Linked DNA regions of Mus musculus: region 2 is linked to region 1. The links are chromatin loops, found by intact Hi-C in ENCODE. Cell type or tissue: gastrocnemius. All regions are shown on one strand. Each heading gives the region's core, and the rest is flanking DNA. Links, peaks and the distances in the headings are about the cores only.

Region 1 (15,676 bases), core at 3,011-11,010:
CGTCTGGCTTGGCTACTTAGTTTGGCTTTTATTTCAGTTCATTGTTTAGAATTTAAATTTTTTTTACATGTATTTAGTGTGTGTGTGTGTGCCTATGTGTGTCTGTTGTGTGTGTGAGTGAGTTTCAGTGCACACATTTGCACGGAGATCAAACTCAGGCCACCGGACTTGTAGGGTTAGCTTCTTTACCCATGGAACCATCTTGCCAGCCTATGTTGCATGGTTTTATGAGGATATTAAATATTTGTTATTTCTAGCCCAAATACTATGCCATTTTCTGGGTTACTTTTTTATTTTGTTTGCTCATTTTTGAAATACAGTAATTTAAAATTTTATGAAGTCAAATTTAATTGATATCTTATTCTGTTCTTTTCATGCATCAAATTTTTAGCTAGAAAACTCCATCCCCTCACTCAGAGCATATAGTCACCCAGGCTGGCCACCAACTTACTATGTAGCTGGGGACAGCCTTGAACTCTGATCCTTCTGCCCCCCAAGAGCACCAATACCCAGTTTTTGCTGAATTTTAAAAAAATATTACTGTATTTGAGTTTCATGAACCCATGCACTAAGGCGATAAGGCACCGTTCAGTAAGTTCTTCTGTCTCTCTCTGGTACATTGGTTATTCTAATTGAACATGAGAAAGGCCCTAAATGGCCCTGCCAGAGAACAGAGGGAAATTAGAAGCAGATACTCACTCTGTTGCGTGACATGTACTGGGCATTATCTATTTTGCTGTCAGAACGACTAGAAAATGAAAGAACAGTAAAAGCTTTAAAACCGGAGAGTTAGACAGGCAGTTTAAAAATGGAAGCTATGTGCTTGCCCATGTGCGTGGACAATGTGGAAGTAGCTTTCATTGGAAATGCATTGCCCACATGCAGGGGAATGGCAGGATGGGTTTCCTTAGTAACCTTGCCTGCTCTCTGTGTCAGGAGTATGAAGCTCGAAAGGGCCTAGGCTCGGCCACCTTCCTTCTGCGCCCCCTCCCCATGTGGGTGTGTCACTCAGCTGAGACAGGATCAGATGTCAGGGATCTTAAAAATGGATTTTTGGGTTGCAGATCCCTTTAGCTCCTTGGGTACTTTCTCTAGCTCCTCCATTGGGGTCCCTGTGTTCCATCCATTACAGCTGACTATAAGCATCCACTTCTGTGTTTGCTAGGCCCCTGCATAGCCTCACAAGAGACAGCTATATCAGGGTCCTTTCAGCAAAATCGTGCTAGTGTATGCAATGGTGTCAGCATTTGGAGGCTGATTATGGGATGGATCTCCGGGTATGGCAGTCTCTAGATGGTCCATCAGTAACCCCTGGAGCTCTTGACTCTAGCTGCATATGTATCAGAAGATGACCTAGTAGGCCATCAGTGGAAAGAGAGGCCCATTGGTCTTGCAAACTTTATATGCCTCAGTACAGGGGAAGTGGCCAGGGCCAAGAAGTGGGAGGGGGTGGGTAGGGGAGTGGGGGGGGGTAATGGGGGACTTCTGGGATAGCATTGGAAATGTAAATGAAGAAAATACCTAATTTTAAAAAAATGGATTTTGGAGAATAAACATTATTTCATGGAACATGCTCTTATAGGCATCTGTGGGGAACCTAAACAAACAAGCAAACAAACCCCAAAACCTCCTCTTCTTGCTTTATAAAGAGTGCCCAACGTGGGCTGCTAAAATACCTCAGCTGGTAAAGGCACTTGCTCTCAAGCCTCACAGCCTGAGCTCCACCCCCAAGACCCTCGGAGTGGAAGGAGAGAACCAACTTCCAAAAGTTGTCTGTCTTCTGACCTTCAACAGTGAACTGTGGTGTGTGTGCCTCCCCCCTACCCCATAAATAAATGTAAATAAATATTGTCTAATACAGCATGAGCCAATCGTAAAAGTGAGTCTAGCACTCTTTATTCCACTATATGGCGCTTTTCTTTACAGAGAAAGTAATATTTATTATCTCAAAAAGACTACTTTTGAGGGTTATTAGACTGAGCGGGCAGACTGCTGCCACAGATGACCTTTGCATCAAGTGACTCAATACAGTAAGCTCCCATTTCTCCTGTGTGTCGCAGCCAAGGGTGGATCAATGCAGGGCGACTCTGCCTCGAGTGGCCATGTGGGGACCCACTGTGCTCCCCCAAAGAGTCCACCTCCCCTTAGGTTCCTGTAGTTCTCTCATGACAGATGAGAAAAGGGACACCCTCCCCCCTTCTCAACAGAAACATTTTTATGCAACCTTCACTATCCTGGGATATAAAATAGATGAAGCAAACATATTGAAAATAAACCATACATTTTTACATATAATTTTACCATTTAAGAAGACATAGTATGTCTTCAGTATTACTTGTTGTTACTGCGAAACACTGACATCACACACCGTGTGCTTTCTTCTCAAATCACTTCTATTGTTAACCAATTAAATGGCTGGATTTTCTTTGCCTATCACTCATTCTAATATTAATATAGTAATACTAACGTATCAGTCAAAATATTTTATAGTTTTGTCATGATCCGCTTGTATGTTTCATACGTGGGGAAGAGGACCACTCATCTGTGGGTCTGGAAGAGGCCGCGGGTATAGTCAGCTGTTGAAAGGAAGGCCCCAGGTCGCTGCTAAATGAAACCTGCTTGTGAGAAAGGAAATGTTCCGATCCTCTGCGATGCTCACATCGGACACTAGATGGCACTGTCTCATAGGCAGATGGCGGCCCACTCTGCCTTTCTAATGGACTTTCAACTCCTAAGTGTAGATCCACAGGAAAATGGAAGGAGCATTATGAAACATATTCTTTCTGTTCTGAATAATGTCGAGAGGAAATATCCCTAAACATTCTTAAAATGGTTTCCATTTTTTACTACCTGAAGGCCAACACACTAGTTATGCTTTCTGAGCCCGGAGTGTCTACACTGCTTGCCTGCACACGTTGGTGTCGAAGCAGCTGATGGCTCTCCCTTTCCCTGTGTGTGTTGGTGGGGAGACTCGACAAGACATGCATTCAGAGACGCTGAAAGCTAATGCTTGTCTCTGACAGCTATCCCAGGGAATAGAGGAATGTTTCTCTCTCTCTCTCTCTCTCTCTCTCTCTCTCTCTCTCTCTCTCTCATGCATGTGGGTGATAATGTTCCCTCAAGGGAAACTGGCCAGAACTAAGAAGTCACAGAGGCTGCCAGGCTCTGAGATACCGGTGTGGGTCAGGTGTGGCTCAGATGGACTTGGGTGGTCCTCACCCAGCCTGGCTCAGCCTTCTGGTTTTGATCCTTAGCTTGTAGGTGAGGAGAATAGAGGCGAAGAAGAGCTGAAGTCCTTTGCACAAAGTCCAAGCGTAAACAATAGATTTAGGATTTTAAGGCAGGTTTGTTCATTCATTTAGTATTTCCCATGACCCTCCAGGTGTCAAAAGCTCTTAAACAGGGTCTCAAAGGCCTTGAATTTGTTATGTCTCACCCAGCCTTAAGCTCACTGGTTTTAGACTTCCAGCCCCCTTCATGCTGGGATTACAAAGGGATGTTCCCATGCCATCTATAAGTTCACCCTGAAGTCATGCTTTGTTGTTGTTGTTGTTGTTTTGTTTGTTTGTTTAGTGTTTTGGGGTGTTGTTGTTGTTTTTGTTTTTTGTTTTTGTTTTTGTTTTTTTGGAGACAAGGTTTCTCTGTATACTCCTGGCTGTTCTGGAACTCTGTAGATCTGGCTGGCCTCAAATTCAGAGATCCACCTGCCTCTGCCTCTGCCTCTGCCTCTGCCTCTGCCTCTGCCTCTGCCTCTGCCTCTGCCTCTGCCTCTGCCTCTGCCTCTGCCTCTGCCTCTGCCTCTGCCTCTGCCTCTGCCTCTGCCTCTGCCTCTGCCTCTGCCTCTGCCTCTGCCTCTGCCTCTGCCTCTGCCCCCCCCAGTGCTGAGATTAAAAGTGAACTCCACCCAACTTGAAGTCAAGTTTTAAAATTTGCTTTGAAAACATTTGTCATAAGCCAGCTGTAGGGACAGTGTAACTTCAGGGTGTCTTCTGAACTCCGTGGATATAGCATATCACGTTTCCCTGGTTAGCTGATTACCATGGGGGCCTAGACTGAACCGAATTAGCACGGTGGTGGCGATAAATGTTTTGTTCACCATTTTCAACAGGGTCTGACTGAGCAAGTAGGCGCTCGAGACCAGTTTGTCAGACAAAGAATCAGAGTGATCACAGTATAAAATAAAGATAAAGATGAAAATAGACATGTTCTACTTCCCTCTGATTTGTTCTTGTATTTGTAGGAAGTCAAGATGAGAAGTTATTTTATCATATTTTTACTATTTTAAAAAGCAATTAAAACAACTCAGAAAATTTACATTTGAAATCAAGATCGGTGAGGGGGCAGAGCTCCTATCCTGAAATAGCTGCTGTTCCTAGGGGATTCAGCACACAGTGGCAGAGAGATGGTCACCGCAAGCCTTCAAGCAGGTGAAATAAAAACTCTGCTTCCCAGCACGCAGAGGAGAGATTGGCCTTGAAGGTTAGGCCTGGGAAGGAGGACAGGCAGGTGTGGGTGGTGATGGATGGTGCATCTGCTCTCTGCCACCCCCAGAGGCCCGATCCCCATCTTTGTCTCTGCAGAAGCGAGCTTGGTACGCCCAGCACCTACCTTCTCCAGCAAGTCCCCACTTCTAACTTTTGCACTAAATCTCAACCTTTAATAAGAAGCAGCTCTTGGTATCAGCAATAGTTCTGGATCCTCCTCTGCCCGCTGTCAGGTTTGTGGGTTTTATTTTTGTGTGTGTAATTGGAAAATTCCCTCGTGGGACTGGGGAGGAACATTAATGTCACTATAGAGATGGGCTCTTGGTCCAACCTATAGGATTGGGCAAGCTTCCGAAAGTGAAGCCCATCAAAGAGGTGAGGGTCAGCTGGGCAATTTCCAGCGTCATTTTGGTGGGACTTTGGTCTTTGTTCTGTGCTATTAGGGGAGGGTAACTGCCTGGGCACGATGAGGCCTCAGCCAGCAACTGGAAGCATAAAACACATTTATGACCCCTGCAGTGGCAGAGCCTGTGGCTGCCTGTGAGATCCAGGACCAGGACTGGTTTGGCCTTATTTGAGAGGCATTTCTACAACTCCTAAAGTCCCGTCAGGGATGTCCCTCCTCCTACATCTTACCTCTCTCTCGTCCCATTATCTTCTCCAAAGATGGGGGAAAGATTATTCGGATTATATTCAAAATATACACGCACGCACGCGCACATGCGCGCACCCAAGCACCCTCGTCTTATCTCTGATCCGGAACCATTATTTTGTTGGAAAGTGTAATGGAAGGTTTTTATTTCTCACTATAATAATCTTGTGATTGAATGTTGGCCTGGTGGAAGCTTTGCTGACACAGTTCAAAGGTAGGAAAGATTTGCATGTGAGGCAGATCTTTCAGCTAATATCAAGGAGGCTCGCTGGTTCTCCCTGCCTGCTCTTCTACCCCGCGGACCCACATTTTAGGAAGCGTGCCCTTCGGTGGCGAAGACTTCCAGTGTCACCTGTGGAGAGAATGCACTCAGTGGGACTCACTCCATGCCCTCTCCTGCGCTTTTATGTCTAAATTTCCAAAATGTTTGGGCTCATATTTAATAGACCTGTGTTTGTATAAATCAATGCCTATAAACCGTTCACTTGAGAGCAGGGAGCTGGTCGTTTTTATGACACAAAAGACAGTAAAAGCAGCCCGACACAGGGCAGCCTCAAGTTTTGTGACTGGGCTATTAAGTTCTTGTTAGCTCCGTCTTGTCCTGACCCTACCGCAAGCACATCTTTTGGGGCTTGTAATTGCTCTAGGAAGAACTGTGCCAGAAGATGAGCCAGCTCCACTCCCACAATAGCACAACAAGGAAGCAGCAGATAAAAACCAAAGCAAAACCGCCCAACTCTCGAGTATGCTTGGGGTTTGAGAAATCACTTCACTGTGACTCCCTGTCAGGGCAAGAACGGGATGTGAAGTATGAAACAGGTTAAATCTGTCACACCCAAATTGGCCTTTGGATACCTGTATGTATGTATGTATGTATGTATGTATGTATGTGTGTGTGTATATATATATATATTTTTAAAAGATTTATTTATTTTATGTATGAGTGCTCTATCTGCATGTATACCTGCCAGAAGAGGGAATTAGATCCCTTTACAGATGGTTGTGAGCTGTGGTTGCTAGGAATTAAACACAGGTCCTCTGGAAGAGCAGCCAGTGCTCATAACTACTGAGTCATCTCTATAGCCCTCAATTTATCTTTTAATAGTTATTTGTGTCTATGTTGCCCCCCTTCCTTTCTCCCTCTTTCCCTCTCTCCTCTCTATTTTGGTTTTGGTTTTTCAAGATAGAGTTTCTCTGTATATCCCTGGCTGTTCTGGAACTCACTCTGTAGACCAAGCTGATCTCTCAATTTCATAAAGATCCGCCTGCCTCTGCCTTAAAGAGTGCCGGGATTAAATATGTCTGCCACCAGCAGCCAGCTTGGACTGGCTTAATGCATTCTTCTAGAGCAGGATTTGGGTGGGGGAGGGACAGTAACAATGGCCTGCTCACAAACCTAGCCACTGTTTAGTTGGGTTTTTTTTTTCTTTTGTTTTGTTTTTGTATGTATGATTTATTTTATGTATCGTGTGTGGGGTTGTGGAAGTCAGAGGACAACTTTTGGGAATCAGCCCCTCCTTCCACTCAAGTTGCCCACGTTGGCGGCAAGTGCCTTTACCTGGTGAGCCCTATCTCACTCAGCCCGCTATAGTTTCTGGTGGTTGAAAAAATATCAGTCTGGACTCAGTGGTCATGCCTTGATCCCAGCACTCGGGAGGTAAACATAGTTCATAGGTCTCTGTGAACTCAAGGCCAGGCAGGTCTACGTGGTGAGTACCAAGCCAGCCAGAACTACACAGTGAGACTGTCTCAAGAAAGACAGAAAAAAGCTGGGCTGTGGTGGCTCATGCCTTTAATCCCAGCACTTGGGAGGCAGAGGCAGGTGGATTTCTGAGTTCGAGGCCAGCCTGGTGTACAGAGTGAGTTCCAGGACAGCCAGGACTACACAGAGAAACCCTGTCTCGAGAAACCAAAAAAAAAAAAAAAAAAAAAAGACAGAAAAAAAGTCAATAGAATGGGGTTTCATGAAATTCAATATTGAACATCCATCAATAAAACCTTATTAGAACACAGCTGTGCCCATTCACGTGTCTCCACAGGACCGCCTTTCTGCCCTGATGACCAAGGTGAGAGTTTGCTGCAGAGTACAAAGCTTTGCGCAGCCTGAAGTCGTCACTACCTGGCCCTTTAAGAACAAGCTGGTAGATCTTGCTTCCGAAAAGCAAAACTGCCTCTTCATTTACAAATTCAACTCTCAGAAGCAGTTCCTGGGCGGCTTGGCAGTCCTGTCATCCTCTGTGAGTGCTCCTTTCAGAAGCGTTGGCCTTGGAAGAATGCCGTTCAGGGAACACAAACTCTTCACTTAAATAAAACAAAACAACAAAAAATCCTACCCACCATACCTGGTTATGTTCTGTAATTACCAGTGGACCTTTAAAAACTCTCAGTGGCTAAGTCTTATCTTGTGTCTACTCCGTCAGGTTTCTGACAGCCAGGGCTTGGCTGCTTCTTGACATTCCCAGGGGGTTGTGCACGGGATCAGGGTTGACCACCACTGTGAAACCTACGCCCGGGGTGCTCCCTCTGCTGTTTAGAATTAATATTTTAATCACTCTGGCCATTTCCAGTGGCAATTCGATTCCCTTCCACAGTGTTTGTGGGATGCCTATAAAATGCTAATTGTGCTGGAAACTCTGTGTCAAGAGAAAGGAATGTGCCTCTAGTCTGAGCTCAACAGCAGCCCTTCGAGGACTGAGTGCCTCCCTTCTCCCAGGCAGACAGCATCTACGTCTTCATTTTGGGACTGCTGCAAGATGCAGGATTTGTGTGTAGATACATGGAACCCAAAAGGGTATTAATAAAACGGTACGAGCTTTTGCGCTATCCCGTAGGTGTTTGGCAAACAGCTGCATTTCTACAAACTGAGAATGAGTTTGGAGAAATGGACAACCTGTAAGCCAGAAGCAGAACTAAGGAAGGATAAAGCCACAGACAGACCTTCCCATAGTCCCCTTCAGTGCCTTCAGAGTCTGTCCTGTTTCCACAGGCTGAGGTCAGTGTAGTACTGCACCATACACCATAAGGGGTATGGAAAGACAAGAAAAAACTCTCTCTCTCTCTCTCTCTCTCTCTCTCTCTCTCTCTCTCTCTTCACACACACACACACACACACACACACACACACACCATTCAGAAAACAACATCCAAAAAAAACCCACTGACTTGGGGCTGGAGAGATGGCTCAGTGGTTAAGAGCATTGGCTGCTCTTCCAGGGGTCCTGAGTTCAATTCCCAGCAACCACATGGTGGCTCACAACCATCTGTAATGGGATCTGGTGCCCTCTTCTGGCCTGCAGGAATACTTGCAGGCAGAATGCTGTATAATAAATAAATCTTAAAAACAAGACAAACAAAACAACCACCAACAAGACTAAAAGCCAAGGTGAGAGATGAGGTCAGAAGGTCTCTGAGTCCATCACGGGGATTTTTATCCCTGTGCTTGCTTTAAAAGCAAGGGATGGCTTTCGTGCCATCAAAATGGAGAACAGACCAAGTCCTCTGCAGGTTTTCTCTGTTCCTGTAATGGCTCAAAACGATGCCGGTGTATGATCACTTGATTTCCCACCTACGACCCATCAGCGGCTGCACTCGTGAAAAATGTATATAAACCAAGCAATAACCTTCCACCATCTTGAGGATGGATTTTGTCAAAATATGTACAGATTTTTTTAGACTATACCTCTACTTATTTATAGCGTACATTATGGTATACATTTATAGTGTACATATGGTTCAGTGGGTAAAAAATGACGACTTGAGGGGCTGGTGAGATGGCTCAGTGGGTAAGAGCACCCGACTGCTCTTCTGAAGGTCCAGAGTTCAAATCCCAGCAACCACATGGTGGCTCACAACCATCCGTAACAAGATCTGACTCCCTCTTCTGGTGTGTCTGAAGACAGCTACAGTGTACTTACATATAATAATAAATAAAAATTAAAAAAAAAAAAAAATGACGACTTGAGTTTGAATTCGTAACTCGAATGTAAATGCTAAGTAAATGTAGGAGCTTGCACGAAGGGAAGCCAGGAAGATGAGGGGCGGGGCCTCACGGCCAGTTAGTCTAGCCAATCAGTGAGCTCCAGGGTTAGTGAGACGTCCCCCACCCCCGAGGGGGGGAACACGTGATGTGGCTGAGCGGATGGCTCATCAGTTAGTGCATGTTCTGTTCCTCTAGAGGACCAGAGTTCAGCTCTCGGCACCTGCAGAAGGGTCTCACTACTGTCTGTAACTTTAGCTCAAGGGGGATTCGATGCCTCTGGCCTTCCTGGGCATCTGCATTCCTGTGCACAAACCCACACTGAGGCATCCACATAATTAAAAGTGATTTTTAAAACATTAAAAAAAAAAAAAAAAAAAAAGGAGTGTGGTAGAAGACACCCTGTATGTATTGACATCTGACCTCTACAGCATTACAGCAACACGGTCCTCGGTCTTCACCTCTTTTTGTTTGCTTGTTTGTTTTGTTTTGTTTTTACAGAGCTGAGGACAGAACCCAGGGCCTTGCTTGCACTTGCTAGGCAAGCACTCTACCACTGAGCTAAATCCCCAACCCGCACAGTCCTCATCTCAATGTTTCCTGAATAGGATGTTAAATTGTCAGCAATATTCTACAGTTTTGTAGAGGGTCGTTTCGCAGGGAGATGAGTCTGTAAATCTGTAAATCAGCAGAGTTGTTGCTGTCATCTTGCCTCAGTGGTACAGACTCAAGTGCTAGACTGGAAGGAGCACAGGACAAGAGGCTCAAAGCTGCTGGCTGTATCCTTACCTCCCGAGCACTTCCTTCTTTCTCACTAAGCTGACTTCAGGGTGAAGAACAGGGCGTGGGTAGTTCGTTTACATGGGAATATGTCATGTAAAAATCACCCGTTGGAGACTCCCGTACCTAAGCACAAGCTCAAGACTTTTGTCAAATTGTGTAATTTGGGTTCTAAAATATACTACAAAATGTCATCTAGGGCTGGTGAGATGGCTCAGTGGGTAAGAGCACCCGACTGTTCTTCCAAAGGTCCAGAGTTCAAATCCCAGCAACCACATGGTGGCTCACAGCCATCTGTAACAAGATCTGACTCCCTCTTCTGGAGTGTCTGAAGACAGCTACAGTGTACTTACATATAAAAAATAAATAAATCTAAAAAAAAAAAATAAATAAAAAATAAAAAAAAAAAAAACAAAATGTCATCTATACATAAAAATAATCCGACTAATAAAAATGACTTTAAATGACAATGTTCCATAGGGTATTTTTAAGGGCAAATTAATTGATTTTGATTCTACACACACACACACACACACACACACACACACACACACTCACCATGAACTCTTTCTTCTAGCATCTTCCTGCTTGGGCTATTGCCTAGTGCATCTTATGTTGGATGCTGTCTCTATGGCAGCTGCAGAATCATCTCATTCCTTTGCCAGCTGTACGACGTAAGTGTGGTCTGATGTGGTCGGCAATGAGCTTCAGAGCTACAGATTTTATTTATTTATTTTTTTTTTCTTTTAAGCATGGGAAAATTCTTTCATTTCCCCACTGTGGTCAAGTTTGGCTCACCAAAAAAATAAGGAACAAACAGTAGCAAGAGAGCTCATCGAAATGGCGATTGAAACAGTGGAGGATTTATATGTGATCGGGGATAAAGGAAGGTTTGCCAACATGGGGTCCTTTTCTTAAATTTCTGCTCCCATTACTTATATAGATTTAATAAAGTGAATTCTGCAAGAAATGAGAAGCAATGCCCTTCTCAGGACACTGTTTCAAAGGAGAATCCAAATCTGCAGTGGATTGAGGCTAGCTGGACCCTACTGGTATGTAACTGATGGGGGGAAAGCTGGAGTGGGGGGGTTGTGTGGGGGGGAAGCAGATCGGGTCACCCTCTTCTCCCAGCTGTCTCAGCTGTGCCTGTTCACTCAGCCCTCCACGCTCCCAGGCAGCCTTCAAAGCACCTCCTTGCTTGTGGAATTTCTGTAAATTATTTGCTTAGAAGCTGAGATGCTACAGAAGCAACTGGCTCAGCTGCGGCTGCTCGTATTTGTTGTGACTCGGTGTATTACATTAGCAATCCCCTTCTTCAAGAGTAGAGAAGGTAGTGTACCCTTAAAGGAAGAGCCAGCAAGCTGGCTGAGGTGCAAAGGCAGTGTTTTCTTTGTATGGGATGTTGTTCATGCTTTCTTTTTATAAAGCAGGAGTCCAATGGGTAAGCAAGCTGTTGGGTTCCAAGGAGTGAGCATCCACTGCCACCATGAATCCTCATTCCCATGAGATGCTTCTGTGTCTGCATCCACCTCCACCACGAATCTCCATTCCCACATGAAGTCAGACACTTCCGTCTCCTTCCACACTGACAAGCACGGGGTTTTAGTGGCGCTAGCTCTCTTTTGACAATTTCAACTTTCCTACTGCCTCCAAGTAGGAATTGGCTGTGATTGGCTGGGGCCCAGGTTGGGGGAGGGGTCGGGGAAGCTGAGCAAGCCATGAGCAGAGCTTCAAGCTTCCCTCCATGCGCAATGTGCACTGGGTTCAAGGGTATGAAAGGTGCCAGGAGTTTATGGCTTGTTTGTCCTACTGGCTGCGCACCATCACTTACGCATGTTGACGGTAGCAAACAGAGGTTCACAGATAAAGGACAATCTAGTCCGACCACAGTGTTTCCACTTTATTCATTCAGCTATGCGTTTAAGATTTTTTTTTTTTTTAAAGATTTATTTATTGATTATATGCAAGTACACTGTAGCTGTCCTCAGACACTCCAGAAGAGAGATCTTGTTACGGATGGTTGTGAGCCACCATGTGGCTGCTGGGATTTGAACTCCTGACCTTCGGAAGAGCAGTCGGGTGCTCTTACCCACTGAGCCATCTCACCAGCCCAAGATTTTTTTTTTTTAATGTGTATTGGTGATGCCTACACTTATGCCTGTGCACCATGTTCATGCACTGCCCACAAAGGCCAGAAAGAGAAGACATTAGATCCCCTGAATAGCAGTCAGTACTCTTAACCACTGAGCCATCTCTCTAGCCTCTTAATACTTTTTAAAAATTCTCTCTCTCTCTCTCTCTCTCTCTCTCTGTGTGTGTGTGTGTGTGTGTGTACTATTTGTGTGTTTGAGTGCAGGACACACAAATGCCAGAGGTCAAAGCATAGCTTAGCCTGTCAGTCCTTACTTTCTGCCTTGCTTGAGACAAAGTTTCTCTTCTGTGTTTCAGCACTGAGTACCACCTTGGAGCTGGCCAGAGACCTTGCAGGGATTATTCTGTCTCTCACTGCACTAGGATTACAGATGTTACCACACCTGGCTTCATGTGGGTACTGGGGAATTTGAATCCTGGTCCTCACGCTTACAGAACCAGTGCCTTACCCACAGCGCCATCTTCCCAGCCCTACGGTGTATATTAAAAGGAGGTGGTGTGTGTGTGTGTGTGTGTGTTTGTGTGTGTTTGTGTGTGTGTGTGTTTGTGTGTTTGTGTGTGTTTGTGTGTGTGTGTGTGTGTGTTTGTGTGTGTGTGTGTGTGTGTGTTTGTGTGTGTGTTTGTGTGTGTGTGTTTGTGTGTGTGTGTGTGTGTGTGTTTGTGTGTGTGTGTTTGTGTGTGTGTTTGTGTGTGTGTGTTTGTGTGTGTGTGTGTGTGTGTGTGTGTGTGTGTGAATATGGCCTTTGAGGTCTCTTCTGGCTCTTCCACTCTGAATCTGTGACCCCAAAACATTACAACTGGTTTTGCGTTTTGCATTTTGCATTTGTGTCTCGGAGATGTTTTCCAAGGCTGTGCCATCCTGAGAAAGTGAGTTCTACCTCTGAGGTCAGAAGCAAAATGGAGATACCGACCATTGTCATACTGCATCTACATATGTCTTTTATTTGTTCATGAGACAAAGTCTCCATCTGTAGGCCAGACTGGCCTCAGACTCCTGATTCTCTTGCCTCGGGTCTGGGATGTTGGGATGTTAATGCACTGACGAGTTTAACTTTCTAAATTCTTTCTTTCTTGTTTTGTTTTAAGACTGTGTCTCGCTAGGCAGTAGTGGCACACTCCTTTAATCCCAGCACTTGGGAGGCAGAGGCAGACGGATTTCTGAGTTAGAGGCCAGCCTGGTCTACAGAGTGAGTTCCAGGACAGCCAAGGCTATACAGAGAAACCATGTCTCGAAAAACAAAACAAGATAAAACAAAACAAGAGACTGGGACTCACTAGGTAGCTCTTGCTGTGCCAGAGTCTACTATGTAGACCAAGCTGGCTTAGAACTCACTGAAATCCACCTGCCTCTGCCTCCGGAGTGCCGGGTTTAAAGGAATTCGCCACTATGCCCAGCTTCTAAATACTTTCTTAAACAGTGATTTCCTGCCTGCCTGCTGCCTCCCTTGAGGATCACAGTCCTTGAGGTCCAAGGCCTGTACAAGCTTAGGAAGCTCCGTGCGCCCGAGCTACAGCCGCACCCCATTATAAGTAGTTTCTAAGTAAATAGCGCAGTGAATAAACTTGTGTGTGGATTATGTTCACACTTATAGCAGGGTCGGAGAGATAAGCAAGGCAGCAAAAGGAAAAAGGAATGACAAGAATGTATAAAGAAATCCTGGGCAGCTCAGTTGCCTCTGACCGTCTCTCAGACCTCCCCATTATCTCGAGGCTGTTCTACAAAGAGCTAGCAGCTTGTTTCTGTTTCCTCAGTGGCACTGGGAGACCCACAACCCCACACTCCCTCCCGAAAACAAGACTTCAGAAATATAGGTTGCGTGGAAGAAAGCTAATTTTTAAATATACTTCTTTTCTCTCTCTCTCTCTCTCTCTCTCTCTCTCTCTCTCTCTCTCTCTCTCTACTTTTAAACACGGCATGGAAGCATTTCTCTTTGTTTTTTAAACACAGAGTGCATATTTCTGAGAGCCACAGAGGAGCTTTGGTCTTCCGCGCCTACTATTTATTTATCTTGCCATTATCCAGCATGTCCGCAGTGTCTCCTAATGCCTTGTGTCACACAAAAGCAAGCATGGTCACATTACATTAATGATGGGGCTGAGATCGTATAACTCACTGACGAGAATTCTATGCCCCTTTTGCTACAGAAAACATGACCCTAAATCCAGCCAGCTTTGGGAGAAAAGGCCCCACAATTACGATACAGCAACAAAGCTCATGTTATATACAATTTGATTGTTTCAATGCTCTCTGCCCGGCCGCTCTCTTTTACCTACTGTTTATATGTGGTGGGAAGAAGTCAAGTGGGAAATCTACCTTTTGGTATTTTAGGCAAAATGCTCACTTTCCCAGCGTGTTCCGCAGGATAAAACTAAATATGGTAGAATCCTCTTATAATCCAGCTATTTGAAGTCAGGACTAAACCCACCTGTAGCTGTAATCACAAACCTTTTCCATATGTCTCCGTGGTCCCCAAATGAGGTGAGTGTCAATGTCATTTAAACACGGAGCGAGTCACTCTAACGCCACATGGTTTGTTTTTACAGATATGCAACAAACACTAACTATAGCGACGAAGCCACCCTCTCTTTGCGTTGTTACCCAAAGGACTGGGCAGAGGTTTTCAGTAAAATCAACCACAGGATTCCCACTCCGTTAGCCAGGGTGGACCTGAGGTCTGCCTCACAGGTAGGGCCTCTGATGGGCACTCTTGTCCTTCTGGAGAGGGTGTCTGGGTTGTAGTTAGGAGGCTAGAGAGAGCTCCCCACCCCAGTCCCATTTGTCAGCAGCCTTTGTTCTTTACGGCAAGTGTTTGGAGGCAAGTGTTGACGCTTATTAATCTGTTTCTCGTCTTACAAATGAGCTTACGCGTGATTAGTGCTGAAGCCTCGTCCCAACAGCCCTCCCTCCGCGCCTTCTCCGTGGCAGGATGAGATCGGAACACTGAGCAGGGCTGTTTGGACTTGTTATTCTTTGCAATTACCTTCATTAAGTGAAAGCATGTGTCAATCAACTTTGAACTTTTAAATGTATGGGCAATTTGCAAGAAAAATGCATTTCTATTTCCTGCGGGCACATGTGTGCCTGCAGATAAGTGTGTATGAAGTATATACACTGTGTTGGGAATATGCTACTGCGTTTTATTTTCTATGGAATGTTTCCCTGGTTTGCACTTGGTACCTCTTTTTCTTCAGTGTTGGGATCAAATCCATGACCTCTCAGGCCCTGAGCCCCAGTCGATGTCGCAATACCTTAGGTGTAGAGTGCACAACCCTTGAGGATGCTACTGGCAGGGGATGCTTAATAAATAGATAATCCATGAATGAGTATCAGCAGATTTACTTTGAAAAATTTACTCTTTTTTATTTTTTTTAATACTATGTGTATTGGGTATTTTGCCTGCCTGTATGTAAGTGTACCCTGTGCTTGCCCGATGCCCACGGAGACCAGAAAAGGGCATCAGATCCATGGAACTGGAGTGGTGAGCTGCTGTGTGGGCTCTGAGAATGGAATCCGGATCCTCCAGAAAAGCAGCCAGTGCTCTGGGTCACTAAGCTATCTTTCCTGGTCTCGATCAGATCATTTAAAATAGTGCTCTCAATGCTGGCAAACATAGGGAATAGATTAGCAACCTA
Region 2 (15,676 bases), core at 5,061-13,060, 310 kb after region 1:
AAAAGGGGCATTTTACTTCATATTGTGTGTGAAACAGACTTAACGTTCGATAAAATGCATGGGCGCCAGCATTTCTCATGTGAGCCTCAGAATTGCAGCTGCCTTGGCTGCTTGGGAGCCACAACCCCCGTGTGTCCTTTCATAGAGAACATTGTCCCTATGGACTAGGAGACAGCCACATTCATAGCCATGCCACACCTCCATTCTTACAGTGACATCCTGAAACAGTTTTGAGCTACACATTTGCATTTGATTTCCATTCGGGAACTTTGGTGGCTTTTTGCAAAGTTTTCTTATTTTCCTAGAATAAGATATGAGGTTCCGTTTGTTCAGGTGGCGAGTCAGGACTATGAATAAACCAACGCTATCATATGAAAGAGAATTAAACAGGCAGATCCAAGTGGGGATATATTAAGCCAAATTTAAGCTCCAGTTGTGGAGTTTAGCCTGTACTAGATGTCTGGTTTGCCTCGGGGATAAATTCAGCTTCCCAGATAATCGAATGAGGGAAACCGCCTCAGGTATGATGAAATTTACAAGAGAGTGCTGCTGCACAGTTCTTGTTAAAAAATATTAGCTTAAAGGCATTCTTATCGTCTTTGGGATGAAGAGCGTATTTGCATTTAATTATCTGACTTCAAACTTTTATGAACTTGGATCAAATATTAGCTCAGCCAATTAAAATATTATTTTGGCTACGTGTGGCTATCAGCCCAATTCCGTTCAGCTTCCTAGCTTCGGTAGTGCTTTGCAAGCAAGATCAACTTTCAGGTTGTGTCTAGGAAGGAGGAGAGGCAACGTTTGAGAGTATGGCATATGCTAGACAAGGTGCTACACTGAGAATAAATAGTAGATTTTAACATTTCTCTATGTTATAACAAGTCTGGAAGACAAAAGATGGAGTCTTCTAGATCCTTCTACCCATATAATCAATACTCCTTCATAATTCAGCATCTTACAGAAATCCCTTCCTTTGAAACACAGGTCTGTCTACAGGATGCCCTGCAATTTGGATTGCCAGGAGCCACTGCTGTCTCTGCCTCCCACACAAGGCTGCTCAAAGCCTGAACTGCATCGTTGCTCTCAGAGGAGAGGAAGGGAGACCATTTCAGGCAGAAACTATGCAAGGATGATGGGAAGGGAGGAAGAAGCCACAGGGGAAAAAAAAGAGGGTTCCATGAATCCAAAGAGTCTCAGGAGAATTGTTTGAAAAGTCCTTTTAAATGGCAATGGTGGAAGAATGCGCTCCACATGGTGCAAACCAGGTGATGGCTTTGTGCAACTCATGAGCTGGGTCTCACTGCCAGGTGTTGACTGTGTCAAAAAGAAATGTCCTGCTCAGTGAGATGCCAGAAGGACAGATTCTGTCTCCACTGTGTACCACAGACCCCTGGGTGATGTACTTCTGTGTCAACATCTTCAAAATGGTTTGTCTTCCGAGGTACCTTGGAGAGTGTGGTTGTTTCTGAGAGAAGGAGAACCACACTTCCTGTCCCCTTTTCGCATCAATTGAAACGGGAAAACCTAGATACACTTGCTATTGAAAAGAATACTTCTCGCCGGGCGTGGTGGCGCACAACTTTAATCCCAACACTTGGGAGGCAGAGGCAGGCAGATTTCAGAGTTTGAGACCAGCCTGGTCTACAAAGTGAGTTCTAGGACAGCCAGGGCTATACAGAGAAGCCTTGTCTTGAAAAACCAAGAGAGAGAGAGAGAGAGAGAGAGAGAGAGAGAAGAAAGCTGCTTCTTCAAACAGCAGGATGGTCTAATGAGTTTGTAAGGGCTCACCGGTTAAGGTTGACCAATCTGATCCCTACTATTTTAAATAACAGGTTTCAGTTTTACTTTGTTGGGAAGTTCTGGGTTCTGAAGATCCTACTTGGGAGAAATAAATTCAACTTTAACCAGCAGAATTGGAAACATCAGGGAATTAAGAGACTTATTGTGTCTGCTTTTGCCTAGGCATTTTATACAATATTGCCTTTCTGGGAATTAAATAATGTTGTTGTTTTAATTACTGCCAAAGCCTTTCCATTTATTTTATAACAAATATTTATATTTCCTCACAACCCTGCTCTTATTGTTTCTTAGAAAGAGACAACACAGTTAATTAGTGATAGCATCAGGAGGAGACTTGGGCATTTTAATGTTGCAGTCAGTTCTCTATACTCTCCTTTATATTTTTTTGTTACAGGTTTATTCCTTTTTTTTTTTTAATGTGCATGAATGTTTTGCTTGTGTGCATGTCTGTGCGCCATGTGTATGCAATGCTCACAGGGCCCAGAAGGGGGCGTCTGATACCCTGATACTGAAACTACAGGTTTGTGAATTGCCATATGGGTGCAAGGAGCCAATCCCCTGCCCTCTTGCTTAACAATTACATTAGTTAGCACTCTGAAGGCACTTAGTGCCCAGTACCCAGAAAGCGCTGGTTTGAGGTTACAGAACTGATGGTTTCCAATATTTATAGTATACATTTATAATTTAAGTGTGCATTCAACTTTTGGGCGCCAAGTTGAAAAGTTCTGTTCTAGCAGAGCTTGCTGTACTGGGGACGCTCTCCTCCCACTTCCTCTAAAGAGTAGTACCCGGCGATCCGTACAGTTCCGTAGTGGAAGGCCTGTGAGAACCGCCATTATCATTATACATGCATCCAGGGTTTCATTAGTTTGTGAAGCTAAGATAAAGCTGCCTTTTAAGACTCAGATGCACGTTTTACCTGTTATTATATCATTTCCCTTAGCTTATTAAAATTCAGCTCAGTATGACAGAGGTTGAAAACAAGAAAAAAAAAAAAAAAACATTACCCAGAAAACCAATACTTAGCTTGAATTACTTTGGCTTGAAGAATTAAGATAGGGTCTTTGGGGGTGGGCTGCTAAAAGAAGAGGGAGAAAAAAAACAAACAAACAAAAAACAACTGCTATAGGTGGAACAACATTATGAACTAACCAGTACCCCGGAGCTCTTGACTCTAGCTGCATATATATCAAAAGATGGCCTAGTCGGCCATCACTGGAAAGAGAGGCCCATTGGACTTGCAAACTTTATATGCCCCAGTACAGGGGAACACCAGGGCCAAAAAGGGGGAGTGGGTGGGCAGGGGAGTGGGGGTGGGTGGATATGGGGGACTTTTGGTATAGCATTGGAAATGTAAATGAGTTAAATACCTAATAAAAAATGGAAAAAAAAAAAAAGCTAGCAAAAAAAAAAAAAAAAAAAAAGAAGAGCTAGGAAATAAAGACAGGATCGGCCCCCCCAAAAAAAAAAACAACTGGTTACCTAACAAGATCGTTAAATCCAAATACTTATCTAGGTTTTGGACATAACTGAAATTAATAATTCATTCATTTGCTCATGGATTTGTATTTCTCTGTGAAAGACAGAAAATCTATATCGGCAATCTGTTCTGTATTTGTGTAATCATAGAGTGGAGATCTAACGGGCAGGGGAATTGGGCTGAGAACGACTGTACTGGGGCTGGTCTCCTGACCAGGAAGAGATCCTCGTCTATGATCTTAGAAGTATAACCAGATTTTGCTAAGACAGTGATCATAATATCATAATATATCCGATTATGCTGTTTAAAAAACTGCTTTTACGGCTCAGTATTCTCATCTTTTAAAAACAACACAACAACAACAAAAAAAGTCACTAATGACTGCAAGCTTAAGACAATACCTGGCTCAAAAGACAACATTAATTATTCTGTCTCCCTGGGGTGCTGACTGTATTGAACAACTGTCTCCATTAGCCCACCCAGGTCTTGCCTAGGAAATCTTACAGCCTTGAAAAGCTGGGAAACTTTAGCAGCCCACCTTCTTTCAGACACTAGCCCCAAAGGAAGTGTTTCATTACTGAGCCTCTCTGACCTTTCCACTGGCCTTCCACGAGGGGAGGACACGGGTCCCCAGACACTCACTCAGCTCAGGCTGCCACTGTGGATTCACAACTGTCTCATGGGAACTCAGGCTTAAGGGATAAGACAGCCCAAAGACTCTCCCCATGAGTTTCATGGGGGAATCGCCAACGACATGCACGTGTAGCCAAGAACACATCTATTTCAGACCAAATGTGTGTGCAAAGCCATGGCAGAAAGAGTGTGAGCATGTACACAATCGCCTGGCAGTTGTGCCGAAACATTTTCAATTTAAGTGATGGAAAGTTTTGTGCTCACAATTCATTCACTAATTTTTAATTCAGCAATGGGTATTTAACACCTCTTGGTGTTAGCACTATCTGATTCAATGCTTAAGACAATATTATTCTCCTTTCTAACATTGGTTAATTTAATGACAGAGCTGCATCTAGAACCCTGAGCCACTACATTCTAAGCTCCATTCTCTGTGCCCTATCGCTACCTTGCTCTGTGTTGCCAGTTTTCGGTGTGAATGGAGATGACATGGTAGGTCTTGAGGTGCACATCCTACTCCCAATGCCCTGCCACTTCTTAGTCCCAGAGTTAGATTCCCTAGCCCTTCTGGAACCCAGATTACACCCCTCCTTGGGTAGGGGTGCCTGAGGAGCCCCAAAGAGGGTGTCAGATTTCCTGGAGTTGGAGCTGCAGGCAGTACTGAGCTGCTGTGGGCACATTAAAGAGCTGGCAAGATGAAGCATCTTTTAACACTCCTGAAAGAGCCGGAAAAGCTCATAGTCAACATACTGAGGACACATTGCATCATAAACATCCACTGCTTCCTAATCACCTGCCTGTGCTGGTCATCAGCAAGAAGTTCTCAAATGTCTAGGCCCCTAGTGATGAGACTACTGCTGCCTTCTTCCTGTGGCAGTGAGCCTTTCTCCTTGTAGGGTGAGGATCAGTGACGGTTAGTGATTACATCAGTCAATAGAACACAGCTACAGGTTACTGCTCAGGCTGCAGGCAGGTTTTGCCTGCAGGGCTAGACACAGTCAGAAGAGGGTGCATGGCACAGACCTGACCCTAACCCAAAGGTGTCAAGTGTGAGCAGTGAGTGGGAAGTCCAAAACAGGAAATAACACCAGCTGTGGGGCTGGCCAGAGACTTCCACACAAGCACACCGAAGGGTGTCAGCACATCAGAGATGAAGCTGAAGGGGATCGGCACTGAAGATCTGGGAGTCGCTTCTGGACACTGAGGCCCAAAACTTAAAAGAACATTTGTGAGACAGGAAAAGACTCGAGGTCATTTCTTAGATAGTTTACTAATATTACATTAAGAATTTGACTAGATCACAGAATAACATTTATGTGGATAAAACTAGAGAAATGTTGACCTGATCCATATTTTCCCTAATTGGGAAGAAAATTCAAATCTTATGTGACTACTTAAAGAAACCATAAGCACAGCCGTCTTTGCTTAATGTGCATGCTTGGTCAGCTACAAACCTACCTACCTTTCTTCCTTTCTTTCTAAATTCACTCATTCATCATTGCTCAAGTCTTAATATTCTGCATAAGATATCCTTCCGTGATCTGTGTTTAAAACTTGCTAACCCTACTTCATGTGTGTGTGTGTGTGTGTGTGTGTGTGTGTGTGTGTGTGTGACCAGCAGCATCTCTGTCAGGGAGCCAGGTGGGTGGGTGGCACAGCTGCTGTCATTCTGGATTTCCCCAGAGTGTGACCCCGTGGCACTCAGAGCAGCCAGCCTGGAAAGCCCCTGCTGTCTCTAACACCCTGCTTCTTTCCTGCTGGAGTCTGCGCCCTCTGACCTTGGGCACGGAACTGGGTGAAGCCAGAGCAAACACTCTCCAAATGGCTGTGGAAAGCTCTCTCCCTTTCCTGGCTGAGGCCTGGGGCTGTAGTTTTACTAGAAGCCTAGGTGCTATCTAGGGGAATTATGAGGCACAGAGTCATCAAGCATCTGAATGGTGCTCACAACTCTCTGACTGTAGTTAGGAGGTGCATATTAAAAGCATGTTTGTTAAGGTGGGGGGAGGGGATTGCTGGAGAGATGGCTCAGAGATGTGTTTGTGGTGTGGATGTAGTTTTCCCCAGCATCCACACCAAGTAGCTCAAGGCTACCTGCAGCTCCAATTTCAGGGAGTCTGATACCTTCTTTTGGCATACATGGGAACTGACACATATGACATGCATACACCCACAAACATAGATAATGTTTAAAAAAAAAAAACAGTTTAAGCTACTAGACTAATGGTAGGCCAGGTGGGAGTGGGGAGTGGCAAGCTGATGTAATCCTAAAGGGAAAAAAGTAGAAGTGTGAGTGTGTGTGTGTGTGTGTACACGTGTACATACACTCATAGAAGATAGAGTGTTAATGGTCAAGTACTTGCCGAGTGTTGTGAGACTATAGGTTCCAGGTCCAGCACTGGGAAGGGATGGGACAATTTAACCTTGTTGATGTCACTATTGCTTAACTAACTTCAGTAATGAAGAGCTTCCTCCCAGAATTGGGTGCAGAAGAAGGGTTGGAGAGCGCATTACTGGCTTCCTAGGATCCTCAGTTATGACCACTGTGGGCCAGCATAAGGAATCTTTGCACAATTCCTGCAGAATACCAAGCACTCAGTGCAGAGCCATGGCACTGTCAGAATGTCAAAGGGAGATGCAAGAGCTGCTTGGTAATTCTGGTTGTTTGACACACAGACACACAGACACAGACACAGAGGAGGGGCAATGGGGTGGGGGGAGGGAGAGGGAAGGAGCACTCCCTGGGAGTTGGGAAGACTATGATAAAGAAAGCAGGCTCTCTGAGCAGTCCATTGCTGGCATATTCCTCTCACCCCCTCAAGACAAAACAAACAGAGTGAAATCAAACCGTTTGTTTAGATTCATCAATATTTCAAAATGGCCCTTTGGGGGAGACTGATCTAGTCCTCCAGGTCTAAGTTTATACATTAGGTTTTATATCATTAAATGCTGTTTTTCTTAAGATTCTTTTCTGTTGTTTTGTTTTTCTGAGACAGGGTTTCTCCTCTCTGTAGCCCTGTAAATTCTCAAGGTGAAAATAAACTGGGGTTCAAAATTGGATGGTAACCATGACTGATGAAAGTCGCTCACATGGACTGGTACTCTAAGGAAGTGATGGGTGATTCCTGCAAACTTACAGGCTTGGATGCAGACTTTATGGGTTTCATGATTCCACATGGATCAGAACCCAGACTCCTTAGAATTGCTTTGCTTGTCTCCGGTGAGTGTGGCCCAAATGAAAGGCTGACACTCTGGAGAACGCTAGGGCCTTTGCCAGCCCCCAGAGGACCTGCACGTGTGCTTTACTCTCAGGCTGCCTTGATTTACATGCGCTATCTGGGAGTTAAATAGGATCCAAAAACAATAAACATTTTGTTGTGTTTAAGTCCCATATCCTTTTCTTTTTCCCACAATCATTCTCAAAGAGAATGAAAGTCTTCGGTTAAGACTTGGGCAACTCAGAGTCCTCTGAGGCCTGCCCAGTACTTGCCTGGGTGTTGAGCACGTTAACAGCCAACTGTCACTATGCTAGTACTGATTCCTGCTGCCTGGATGGCCTGAGAAAATGACAGAACAGAACACATGGCAGCTGATATTTATGCTCATTTTGGAATGCTTGTTCTCCTTTGATAAAAGGCTTAAACATAAATATCACATGCGTGAGAGAGACGCCCATATTTACAAATTCTGAATGCCTACAATTCTCTAAGTTGATCTTTCTCATTCAATCTGTAAGGTAGCGCTCTACCTTCTTCTACTGGTGAGTATCTAACAAGGTCCGCTCTTGATGCGTGGGGCTCTTGACTTGATGTACACAGTAATGAAAGCTAGCTATTGATTTTTCTGTAGCTGCTTGTAACTATTATAGTTGATACATCAATAGGAAAGGAAAGCACAATGATTCACAGGAGGCAGAAAATCACAGAATACATGGTGCCCTGACAGTAAATCACGGCATAATCCTAAGAACTGATAGATGGTTCCTGCTAACTCGAAACCCGGGGCTTTCTCTGAAAAGACCGTCCTATTATCGCCCAATACTTCCTACCAGACTGACTGTCCAGAATGGCGCAAAAGGACGCAAGACAATGTTTCATCTGACAAAGCTTTCTCTTTTCCTCGGGGTGGGTGGGGCGGGCTGAGTGGGAATTTGCCGGCTGGTGAGCAGTTACGGGGCCATTTTCCCTTCTCAGTTCCTAGAACAGAGATGCTGTAGACTAATTCCTCCAAGAAAGCTTCCAGGCTAATTTCTGAGAACAGCCTACAATATTGAGAACAAGCAAGAAAACAAACAAACAGAGCTTTGGTTCGTCTCTAAATGCTCAAGGGAGGTGGATGAAACAGATTTCAGAACAGAAAAGATGTACACTCTCAGCTTCTGCCTTATAAAAAAGGTACCAAGTACTGCGAAGTGCTTGGAGACGGGGCAGGGGGCATGCTTGGGGCATGAGGAAGGCCTATGTTTTCTGACAGTCTCTAAATTGGTGAGAGCTTGTGATCCTCTCCCCTACTGCCCAGGAACCAAATCTATATGTCGCCATTCACATATACGCGGCTTAATGTTAAAGCATCCAGCCCTATGTGGTGGCTTTAGTGGTTAAGCCGTCGTCTTACTTGCATCTTGTAACCAGTCCGTTAATTACTAGAGCTCTGAGCATTGCCTGAAGCTTCCCCATCACCTGTATTAATTATTTAACAAGGCGTCATATTTTTAAGTGGTGTTGATAACCATCTGAGATGCTTGACTGTGATAGCAAGGAGCATTAAATATGGATGACGCTCACTGGAGTCGGAAGAGTTGCCTGTCTCTACACCAGGTTGATGCTGTAAAAACAAAGCAGGGGTGGTCTCCCCATTAACTCCTCTATGGACAGTCCGGAGGTTTGTTTCCTCTGGCAGGCACCCGACAAGGGAGGCAGAAGAGGGGTTGGAGGTTTCAAGTTAGCCTTGATTGGTTTCATCACCAGTCTGAATGAAAAAGGGGTGAGTGAGGAGGTAGGGGTGGGAGGAAGAGGGGGGTGGGAAGGTAGAGAGGAGGACTGGAGAGGAGAGCATAGGATGGCGATGTATCTTTCAAACTCTTTGTTGTGGCTTCTACTCAATCCCCATTATTTATCAACCTGCCCATTCACTTACCATCTACGGGCAGTGTGGACCCCTACTATGTGCTTATTTTGCACTATGGACTTCAAACAAGTGACAGAGACGTTCATAGAATAACTTTGATAAAGTCATCCTTACATGGTGCTCAATGGGGAAGGGTTGGCGGGAGGGGTTGCTTCAAGGAAGTCAAGCAGATGTCCGTAAAGAACCAACATGTAGGCCCTAAGTGATGGCCAGGAGCTTACAATAAGGAAATGCAGGCTGAGGCTCCACAGGCACAGCCACCATCAGTACCGAGCCACCATATAGTATGATGCTGTGGCTTTGCTGAGAGTTGCCAGGCTGCTGCACGCAGGGCTCTCTCTTTCCTCCTTGACTCTGGTGCGTGTTAAGTGTGAACACACAGATATGACAGACACCAGCTGTTGGGTGCTTTCAGATAGCCACCAGCCGGTGTCTGACGGACACTCTTCTTTGGCACAAGCACAATGGAAAGAGAGTCTGTACATATCTATCTATATCTCTCTATATAGAGATATATGTACACACACATTTCATCTAATAAGAGCCCTATGACAGTCAGGTGCTAACCACTGATCTTCGGGACAACATGGGAAGTGGTGGGGAAGAAGCCCTGGGTACCCCATCCATGGCTGCATCTGACCCTGTTCTTCCATAATTCCTCCTGACCTGGTCTGGAAATACACAGTACTAGCGTAGCGAGAGACAAGGTGATAAAGGAGGAAAGGATAGAAAATAACCAGAGATCAATGTCAGAATTACTCACTGATGTATACAAAGGGAAGGGCATTCACAAGGAGGTAATCTTAACAAACCAGGTTGTTTTTTGTATTTGAGCAGGGTCCCACCATTTAACCCAGGAAGACCTGGAGCCCAGAATCATCCCAACTCAGCCTTCTGAGCTGTGGCATCCCAGCGCCACCAGGGCCACTATGCTGGACTTATGCTGAAAACAAAAACAAAAACCCCTCCCCTTTCAGCTTGCAATTTATAGAACCCCTCTCGCCCTCCCTGAGCATATTCACACATTCTCTACTCAACAATAAACTCTCTCTCTCTCTCTCTCTCTCTCTCTCTCTCTCATATTCATAGTTTCTTTTTGTTTGCTCGAACATGACTATTAGCTACTTAGTTACCCAATTTTGTTTTTGTCATCAATCAAATCCATATTTAATTGGATATTGGACATCTACTGAATATTCAATAGCTGCTTTACTGACTAGTTACTATGGTTTTGAAAAATAAAAACTTTTGTGTTATACATCCATTATAAGCTTGTTTTAGAACAAGCAATTATCTGTACATGTGTGTCTGTCTGTCTGTCTGTCTGTGATGGTGTGCATATAAATATAGGCACCCTGGAGGCCAGAGGCAGGCAGCAGATGTGTTGCTGGGGTTACAGATGATGTGAGCTGTGCAATGTGGGTGCTAGATAGAACTCAGGCCCCCAGCAAGAATGTCAGATCCTCTTAACCACCGAGCCATCTCTCTGCCCTCAAGAGATTCTCAAAATTTCCAAAGACTAGAGACTTGTTGACTAAATTTTGAGATCCAGCCCAGCTGGCCCTCTAGCCTAGAAACTAAGGACACCATAGACAATGACCAGGAGAGTGGCCACCCTTGTGATTTGAACATAGTATCATCTAAAATTTACTTCCAACTTAATTTTATTTTATGTTTAATGTCCACAAATACCCTTTCTTGTTAGTTGAGAAGAATTTTAAACATGCCTTAGGTTGCCTGAGAAAGGACCAGCGGTAGAGAATGACGCTTGGTTTGACTGGTACCTGTGGATGGCTTTTGTGCAAGCTATTAAAAAAAAAAAATCACACCTATGAAAAACAGCTCTGTAACCGCCTCCTCAGCCAGACTCCGACGGCGGCCACAGCTAAGGAACCAGGGCAGCAGGCTTCGATGCTGTTCTGCTTGGGAGTGTTAAAGACAGGTCAGTTCCCTTAAGAGAATATTTATAAACCAATGCAAAACACAGATAGCTTACTGGCTGTGGATGTAGCATAGCAATTGCATGTTTTACCTGGTATGCACGAGGCCTTTGCCTGGACTCTACCAGTGTGTGTGTGTTTGTATATGCTAAAATTGTATGAATCTCTTAGCTAACAAACACATAGTAAATTTGTTAATACTTAATATAATCTAGTGTCTTGCATGTAGTCTTTCATATTTAGGTGGGTAGGTGTGTGTGTGTGTGCGTGCGTGTACATGCCATGTGGAAGTCAGAGAACAACTTATAAGAATTTTTCTCCCCATCATGTGCGTCTCGGGGTTTGAACTTATGTCATCAGGCTTGGTAGCAAGCATCATCACTAGGTGATGCCAGCTCAGTTACTCCAATAATTTTTTTATAAGTAAACTACAGTTAGATTTGGAAATGAATCTCTGGTAACAATAGAAAATTTATTTTATTTATTACTATTGTTGTTGTTTATCTAGTACAACTCTCCTATAAATTTATCTCTTTTGAAGGTGAAGACTCTTGGGTGCCTAATGTTTGAACAAAGAGCAAAGAAGCCATCCCTGCTGCAGTGTGAGACTAGTTCTTCCAGATGCCTTTGCTATCTGAAACAGCGAAGCTCTCAGAAGCTACAGTGAGAACTTATGTGGACCCCCTATTTTTCAGAAGCATCTGAAAATTCACTCTTTCTGTATACTCTTGGTTTATGTGTCAGAATACAAGGTTAAGATATTCCTGTAACTTAGTATACAGGAAAGTGGACCATCGGCTTTAGGCTCCCTGGAGACGCTCCTGAAATAAGGACACCATACACTGCATATTCTGGTTTAGTTCTGGGCACTACTAACAAAACCTTTCCCCTTTAGTTGATTCAGGGGAACAACATTTAGGAGTAACTGTTAGGACATCGAATGGTGGAGAGTTCTTGGCAGATCATTTATATTCAGATTTCTGGGCTCTACCCATTGACACGTTGCCTATTTCGTGGCCCCAGGCAAAGCTCCAGGAATCGGGGCTTCTCATGAAACCTGGGAAGGCCAGCATGGGCAGCTCCTGGACAATGGTCTGAGGTACTATCACGCTAGCTGTGGCAAAAGGAACTTCTCAGGGCCTGGGCATAGGAAAAGGTGTGGTGTGTCTAGAAGACAGAACAGAAACCAACTGCACGACTTGGCAGAAGTTCCTCGGATTGTTGGGTTGGGTAGGTGTGCTGAGAAGAGAGCAGAGCAGCCTCTCTGTGAGTTTGGAAAGACAAACTGGAGTCAGTTTCACAGATCGAATAGGAAGATGGCTCACCGTTGGGGTGGGAAATGGCATGGCATAGAGCTGACAGAGGCCTGTAAGAACACAAATCATCTGTCCTCCAAGAGAATGTGAGTTCAGCTCCTGGTGGCTTTGAATCACATACAAATCCAGGTGCATGGGGAGCCTAAGGCTATCCTCCACGGGTACTGCATTCAGATGCACAGACTCCCAAAAGACACACACGGTTAAAAAAAAAAAAAACATGTAGAACTATTATTCAATAACAGTAAGCCTACCACAAAAATGCATTAAAATGATCAGAATGATGGAAGTGAATAAAACCTGACACTTGACAAACATACTGTATTACACAAGCCAAACTTCCAAAAATTAACTAAATAGCACATTACAAAAGGAGTCTCTGTGACATGTGGCTCATAATTTACATTCCGGAAATGAAAGCATGGCCAAACTGATATTTGCTTAGAAATTGAAAGCCCACTGCTTGAGAAACCACAAATTTTTAAAGGCCCAAGAGCAGAATAGAGATATGAGATATTTGGAGGTGAATACGGGCCCACGAGAAAGGGCCACTCGGGCTCTGGCAAAGACGCTTGTGGGAGTGGCGCCCCCTAGAGTTCTGAAAGGTAACAAGCATGCCCTTCTAGACTCCCTGACCGCCATTGTCTCTGCAGTTAACAATTATAGTTGTGCCAAGAGGCAACTTTCAAACCCCAATTCTTTCCATAAAAATATAACAGATCAAGAAGTGTTCAACTCAAGAATCTATCTAGAGTGCGAATAAATTAATAAAGAAGGGGATCTACTGAAATTGAAGGCAAAAAATAGCTGCATATCTTCAAAGTCAATGTATTTTCTTTGCTTTCTATACAAACAAAAACCATACTAATTTCTGAGAGTTCATAATTATTCTTATAAGAGGTACAAATATATTACATTGTTGACCAGATGTGAAAATATTTGTACCTCTTATGAAAATATGATGGTTTATGTTCTAGGCTTCTGTCAGCTCTTGTGAAAATAAGTTTTGCACTGTTTTAACTCCAAACTAAACTACAGAAAAGCGATTTCAGGTATCAAGGGAATCAGGTGGCCAATTATACATTAATTCACTTAAAAATATTCAGTGTAGAAGATGTCAAGAAAAGGCACTGCAGTGTAAAAACAAACTATATAGGAAGTCGCTAGAAAAGTGTGGCCAACAGATGTCTGTGGAGAAGTGACACAGCTTCCCCGAAGGCTGTCAACGAAATCCTGCCCACTGAAGAGAAACCACCCTCACAAACGACAGAATTTCAGGTCCGTGAAGTAAATCACGTTCCCCAAATCAATTCCTAAACACAAAGCAATTTCAACCAAAATCCCACCTTAGCTGTCTGTGGAAGAATAGCCCAAACCTGCAACTTCTGTGGGACGGGGAAAGCCAATGATTGAGACCAATTAGCCAGTCTTCAAGATTCATTCTAAGGAGCTGGGCACACTGGTGCACACTTTAAATCACAGCACAGAGGAACTAGAACCAGATGGGTCTCTGGGAGCTTGAGTCCAGCCTGGACTACAGAGTGAGATCTGGACAGCTAAAGCTAGATAGAGAGAAACAGAAAGGTTCCTGTAAGAAGGATGAAAACACATGGAACTTTGCTTTGAAATTACCAAAGGGGGCAGTGACATAAGATATAAAATTCAGAAAGAGATCCATATGCATGTACAAACACACACACACAAACACACACAAACACACACACACACACACACTCTCTTTGAATATATAAAAGATACAGCATTAAAATAAGAAAGTATTTTATTTATAAGTAGCATTGGAACAATTAACTACCTATAAAAGAAAAATAAAATCTCATGCACCATACACACACACACACACACACACACACACAAAACACTAGTCTGAATATTGTAATAATCTAAATATGAAAATATACATCTTCATTTTGATGTAGTGTTCCTATCTGTCCAAAGTAAACTATAGAAAATCCATTCCAAATGATTGGTAAATGCTTCTTTTCCTCAAAAACTACTTAGCTTTGCGGTTATTGACTAATTGGAAGATATCACGGGAAAGGATTGTACTGTAATAAACACAACAGCACAGACATACACCCACACAGACACCTTAAAGGCTGAGGGTTCCCTAAAGAAAAAACCAACAGCAAGAATCACACAGGAAAATATGACTATGGCTACTTCCGTGAAAGAGACAGAATTCACCCCTCCAGTTACCCTTAGAGAAAAGGGAAGGACCCTGTGAGTGAGAAAAGCATATATTCCCAATGGGCTAATGACGTGAGCCGAGAGTTCAGAAAAACAGGAGAAGGGTGTTCCAAGCCACTGATAATCACAAGTACAAATTCTAAATGACAACTTACACTAATTAATGAAATAACTAAGAGTGTTGATTTTTGATTAGAGGTAATGGGGCCTCTTGTTTACTCTGCATTATAATATGGCCAAGCTGAATAGGAGAATATTTTTAAAATTTCTATAGAAATGAAAATAATTTCCTGATAACATAGTAGAATAAGATATGTAGAGGACTGGTTTGTAAATAGCCATGAACTGGAGAAAGAATCACCCAATGGTGGTGTTCGCCGTGTAGTGAACGAATGTGAGAGGTAGCAATATGGGGGGGGGGGGGCAGGTTTCCCTAGGATTCCAAAGATTCTCAAACAGAAATCTGGAAAATACACCCTGGGGCAATGAGAGCAAAGCAAGATGTTTTTAAATGCTAAAGGCAGTCTTCTTTTGTAAGAGAAGAATAAGCTGCTGCAGCTACCTCATTGAGAGAGGAATTTCCTTGAAGTTATAATTAGAAACGATACTGTTACAGTATCCAGGGGCCCCAGGTCCACTGATATGCACGGCTCTGGACCGGCGCCAGCACATATGGGTATTCCATCTATCTCGGAATTCTTTGTAGCCAACAACAACAGCTTATTTTCTCTTAATTTTAGGAGAAATTGCTAATTACTAAAACTCTTTCCTGGCTTTCTTTTTATTTTCCGGTTCTTCAAGTTTTTGATCCCAGACTCTGACCACTGACCCTTCTGCTCATCATAAAGGTTTGTCGAGATAGGAGCGGGAGACAGGTGGCCAGCATAAAACATCCTTACCCTGTTAGCTACAGTGTGTCTGACTTTGCAGTGATCAAACTGGCAAGTCCATTCTCCAGACTGGGAAACAGAGAGCAAGTGTCTGAAAGCTGCCGAGCTTTGGACGGGCTGCAGCCGAGTAAGGAAGGGTAAAGGCAAGTAGCTGGCCTGTACTCAGCTTCTGAGGGTCTAGAAAGATTTGATTCCCTCCAGGCTCCTGACTGGTCTACTTTAGATTGAATTACCATCGTTGTAACTGACAAATGTGGAGATTGCCCTTATAGTTTCCCTTAATCA

The links. A loop is a pair of places that touch in the nucleus more often than their neighbours do. Peaks named below come from ENCODE experiments on the same cell type or tissue, not always from the same donor. Only the 100,000 strongest peaks of a DNase experiment are listed, where the experiment ranks them.
Region 2: it touches region 1 in a loop (7-fold over the local background); 2 of 42 quality-filtered maps call a loop at or near these places.

Annotation. Positions count from the first base shown.
Region 1 is chr1:136,548,417-136,564,092 of GRCm38, forward strand. It overlaps a transcript of Kif14 not described here. Among named protein-coding and RNA genes, the nearest start is that of Zfp281, 69 kb to the right of the region's middle. In gastrocnemius, for the core only: CTCF peaks have their summits at 7,658 (motif pointing left) and 8,422 (motif pointing left); no DNase peak of the experiment used is centred there; H3K4me3 peaks cover 556 bases; H3K27ac peaks cover 613 bases.
Region 2 is chr1:136,854,018-136,869,693 of GRCm38, forward strand. All of the region lies in intron 8 of Nr5a2 (nuclear receptor subfamily 5, group A, member 2), which reads right to left. Among named protein-coding and RNA genes, the nearest start is that of Nr5a2, 99 kb to the right of the region's middle. In gastrocnemius, for the core only: a CTCF peak has its summit at 12,884 (motif pointing left); no DNase peak of the experiment used is centred there.